Linked DNA regions of Mus musculus: region 1 is linked to region 2. Evidence: chromatin loops called from intact Hi-C (ENCODE). Cell type or tissue: left cerebral cortex. All regions are shown on one strand.

The links. Hi-C counts contacts between places; a loop is a spot of excess contacts. Peaks named below come from ENCODE experiments on the same cell type or tissue, not always from the same donor. Only the 100,000 strongest peaks of a DNase experiment are listed, where the experiment ranks them.
Region 1: it touches region 2 in a loop (9-fold over the local background); 3 of 42 quality-filtered maps call a loop at or near these places.

Annotation. Positions count from the first base shown.
Region 1 is chrX:14,844,000-14,846,499 of GRCm38, reverse strand. No RefSeq gene overlaps it. Among named protein-coding and RNA genes, the nearest start is that of n-TPtgg3, 140 kb to the right of the region's middle. In left cerebral cortex, no CTCF peak of the experiment used is centred here; DNase peaks (open chromatin) are centred at 960 and 1,222.
Region 2 is chrX:13,845,932-13,848,431 of GRCm38, reverse strand. It overlaps Cask (calcium/calmodulin-dependent serine protein kinase (MAGUK family)), which reads left to right and starts at 1,876. Exons shown (of 27, transcript NM_001284503.1): 1 at 1,876-2,424. The coding sequence starts at 2,366. In left cerebral cortex, CTCF peaks have their summits at 1,540 and 2,339; DNase peaks (open chromatin) are centred at 839, 1,661 and 2,411; H3K4me3 peaks cover 1,966 bases; H3K27ac peaks cover 1,354 bases.

The DNA of each region.
Region 1 (2,500 bases), 1.0 Mb before region 2:
GGAAGTCATTTCAAAGTGACTCTCATAGAAAGGAGTCTTTACCTTTTCTAGGCTCCACTCACACTTTGATACACTGTGCAACAAGTCCTATGGTGTATGAGAAAGAAGCAAAGAATCATAACTATACCATTCTCCCATTAGAAACTTGAAAGTAAAAATTATGATGTATATGTATACCCCCAAACTACTGAGAATTTCACTTTTTATATTCCTTAGTACTTAAGAAAAATTAGTTAATTTGCATGGCTATCAACAGACTTGCAGCATTATGAATAGAAAATAGTTTATAATGTTTCTGCTGCCTTGGCAATTAGTAAAAACAACTAGAAGAGGATGGAATAGCCAAAGTGCTTGATTCTTCTCTTTCTCATATTCCCTTTAAAAATATATCTTAGCTGATAAAAATACATTGTTGAGACATAATACAATAGTTGATGTAACACAATGATGAGAAGATGATAGCATGATGAACCAAGGGCTCCTCCTGATTACAGAGTGGATGCAGGAAAGAATTTTATCTAAGTATACTACATATGAACATGGATAAAGAATCATACTTACTAGCCAATATATGCTCAAACAATATCTGCCCCTTTCTCCCTCTCCTCCCCTACCTCTCGTGTGTGTGTGTGTGTGTGTGTGTGTGTGTGTGTGTGTCTGTGTGTGTGCTGAAGGTGGATGTCTTAACCTTATGTAGGCAAGCTAAGCATTCTACAACTGAACTGTATCCCCAGATCCACAAGGTGCAAAGAGGTAGAAGGAAAGATTAGGAGCACCACATCAAGCACTAAAAATATAACAGGACAAAATTTAATGCAATTTTTTTTCACTAAATGACAGTCTTTGAGTTGGGATATCATCTTCTCAACTTTTCTCCATCTTCCTTCTACAGAGCTCCAAATGCCATATGATGAACAGTAGAAATTGGTGGGAGGTGTGAATGATGGATCATTGCATCCTGGAACATCCTTTAAGGCAAAGCAAGCTATATGCAGGCAAATGACAGGGTACATCAGGACACACCAACTAGGGCAACTAAAATACTGGAAAAAAAATTCACTCAGGTCAAGAGAAGAGACTTCAGACTCAGCTAGGTCATATACTAAGTGATCTTGATTTTTTTTTCAAAATTTTGAGTTACTTAATCTAGCTATACTTTTGCTTCCTTATAAGTAAATGGGACAAAATAGCAGCTGTCTCAAAGAGTTCTTGCCAGGACAAAATGAGATAATTAATGTAAAGATCTCAGAGAAATGTCTGGTACAGTAGTGATGATCATTTCTTCCTCCCACTCTCCTCCTCCCTTTTCAACACTGTCATTAGTCATACATTCTGCAATTACAAAGAGTGTGAAAGATAAAGAGAAGACATTCTCAGCTCAGGTCATCACACTAACAAGAAAAGAGAGATTACAGGGGAATAAATTTGGGACTTTGAGCTTTGCAAATGAAAACAGAATCCTACTCTATAATTAAAATTTCTATTAGCTTCCAAGTAAATAAGATTAATCATATTTGTATCTGTTACAAAGACTAGTATAGATTATCCCCATTGAGTATGACTGAAAACAAGACAGTGGATGGTATGGAGCCCAGGAAACGTTCTGCTTTATGTAGGAAATATGGCAGTCCCCTGATAATTCAAGAGAAGAAAAGAAGGACCCACTGAAAGCACTGCCAGAACTGAACGCAACATTTTCAATAACTTCTGCTGTGATCTAATAAAAATTTTCTTAATGTTTGTCTTCTTTCATTTTTAATACTATAACAAGTAATTTATAAACAGCACACATTTATTCTTCTAATACTGTATTCCTGGATATTCAAGGTGCCCACATGAGGTATCTGTTGAGAGCCACTTCCTCAACTTGTAAATTTCAAAAGGAAAAAAGGTATGGACTCTTTCTGGTGTCTGTTTTATAAGGATATTAAATTGTTCATAAAGACAGGGATCTTACAATTTAATCACTTCCCAAAAGGCCCCACCACTTAATAACTACATGATAAGGATTAAATTTCAATATAAATCTTGGAAGAGACACATTCAAATGACAGCACTGCTAATCTAGAAAAAACCTTGTGATTTTTTTATTTATTTTTATTTATTTATTTTTATTACATATTTTCCTCAATTACATTTCCTATGCTATCCCAAAAGTCCCCCGTACCCTCCCCCCCCCCACTTCCCTACCCACTCATTCCCATTTTTTTTTTTTTTTTTTTTTTGGCCCTGGCATTCACCTGTACTGGGGCATATACAGTTTGCAAGTCCAATGGGCCTCTCTTTGCAGTGATGGCCGACTTGGCCATCTTTTGATACATATGCAGCTAGAGTCAAGAGCTCCGGGATACTGGTTAGTTCATAAAGTTGTTCCACCTATAGGGTTGCAGATCCCTTTAGCTCCTTGGGTGCTTTCTCTAGCTCCTCCATTGGGAGCCCTGTGATCCATCCAATAGCTGACTGTGAGCACCCACTTCTGTGTTTGCTAGGCCCCGGCATA
Region 2 (2,500 bases):
TGTACAGAGACCATGCTTAGCCTTGCCCTTATTTTTTTTTCCACCTGCGTTTCCTTTTCTGCTTAATAATCATCCGTTTGTACTTTTGAGAGAAATTCTCCACGAAAGATAAACTCCAAAATGAAGTAGACAAACCTTAGCATAGCTCATGTTTTGGCAGGAGAAAGAAAGTTAGGCTGGCAAGGTGACGTGGGGTTCAGAGGAGAGTGGATGATTCCGAATTCATTGGGTGACAGGTAGACATGATAGGTTGGGGTAAGCGACTTGGAACTGTTGGGCCCCCAAAGAAGACAAAGTGTTTTGGGCTCTGAAGCCCATTCTTTAGAGAAAACACAAAATCTTTGGGAAAGGAGGAAAACCTATTTGTGCAATTATATTTCCCCTGATTTGCAAGAAAGAAATGAAAAGGAAAGAAGGTTTAGCTCCCAAATATTTAGCAAGCAAATCAGCCAGGCTCTCGAGGGAGTGATTAAGGGTTTGTACAGATCGTTTTGTTTTTTGTTTTGTTTTGTTTTGTTTAAAGGAAATGGGCTTTATCTTCACCCTGCCCCCTGCACTTTGGTAAATACTAGTTTAAAAAATACCGCGCTGAGAATTTTAACAGATGATTTCTGGAGAGCTGACTTATGAACTAATTGGACACTTCTGCTATGAGGAGGAACAAAGACTTCTTTTTTTATTGGTCTTCAACTAAGGCATATACCTGTCTGGTGGCGTTGGCTCATTCTGCACATGCTCAGTTGAACAGAAATCTTCATATTGCATACAACCTAGCACAGCGGCAACACCCACAGCCTTACTCCGCGGCTGACCCTGTGCGTCCATTCCTTCTAGTGACATTTTTTTATGCTAAGAACTCCAACACTTATAGGGAGTGAACAAAGCAGATGCTGGTGCTGAGGAACAATATTCAATGGATTTAAAGTCTCTTTACGACACTCTTTTCCTGGTCCGTCTCTAGGTTTTGTCTAGCAGCAATAGAAACTGCATAGATATTGGTTAGTTTGGAGCGGGTGGCAGGCGAAGCTGTTTCGCTAGTTCACTGTTCTTGTTGTACACCTTCCTCTGCAGTTTTTGTTCCGTCCTTTCCTTGGACAATTCTCCCCCTCCCCCAGCCCTCATCTTCATTAAGGAATGGCAAGGTGGCACTAAAAGCATCCACCGCCGCCAAACACGGTCTTGAGTGACAATCTTTCTCCACCTCCTTTCAGGCTTTTTCATTCATTAGAACCTTTTCTCTGCGTTTCCCCCCTCCCCCAGCAAAAACCTGGGGAACGGCTTTCTGAGATTACGAAAGAAGAGGGAAAGCTGCCAGAGTGCTGAGCACGCCGTCTAAGAACGTGCAGACTGCTATGGACCTTTTGTCCCTCGCCCCTCTTCTCCACTTGGTCGCAGCTTGGGAGTAGAGGCGACGACCTCCACCAGCCCCACCTCAGCAGCTGCAACCCGCAACCCGGGCAGCTCCGCTAGCCGACCCCCAGCGCCCTCTAGATTCCCCGCGCCCGCCGGTTCTTCGTGACGTTGCGGGCGCTGCGCGCAGGCGCCACTGGGAGCGCTTTTTTTTTTTCCCCCTCCCTTCCTCCGCCTCCTTCCGCGGTCCACGCCTCCCAACGGGCTGGAGGGGCGGGGCCTGCGGGTCTCGCTGCCGTGCGGGCCGAAAGGGAGGAGGGTTAGTCCGCGCCAGGCGGGTGCTCGGGCTCGGGAGCCTGGCGGCTGCTGAGGCTGAGGGGAGGAGCTGAAGGCAGCGGTCGCGGCTCCCGCCCGCACTGAACGCTCATCCCGCGAAGCCCCCTCCCACACTCGGGAGGGCGGCGGCGGCGGGAGGAGGAGGAGAAGGAGGAGGGAGCGTCTCTGCCGCCGCCTCCTGGTCCCCAGCGCGGATCAGCCGCCACCACCTCCCTTCGCGACGATCCTCCCTCCATGGTGCTGCCGCGGCCCCCCCTGTAGCCCGAGCTGCCCCGCGCCGCGCCGGAGCCGGTCTCGGGCAGAGGGAGCGGTCGCGGCCTCGCGGCCCGCGCGGGCTGACGAGCGGAGAGTGCGGCGCTTCGCGGTCCCCGAGGGTCCGCACGCCCCGGCAGCGCGGTCGCCAGCCACCGCGCGAGGAGCAGCGGGCGGGCGGGCGGCGCCGGGCCCGGGCCGCCCTCGCTCCCACGCCCCGGCCCCGCCGCCCGCGCCGGGGCGGCAGCCGGCAGAGGAAAGGCGCTGCAGTCTCCGGGCCTCACGGCCCCAGTCGAGCTTCCTCAGCACCGAGGGCTTGCGGGTCCTGAGTGGAGGACACGAGCCCGGAGCCGGGCACTGAGCTCTTGGGCGCCCCCAACCCAGTTTTCAGAACCCTCCACGCTGCGGCCGCTGTCCCCTTCGGACCATGGCCGACGACGACGTGCTGTTCGAGGATGTGTACGAGCTATGCGAGGTGATCGGCAAGTGAGTCTCCACGCGAGGGAGCGGGAGTGTGGAAAAATGCTTTTCAGCGATGCCCGGGGCCTCCCGCACCCGTTCC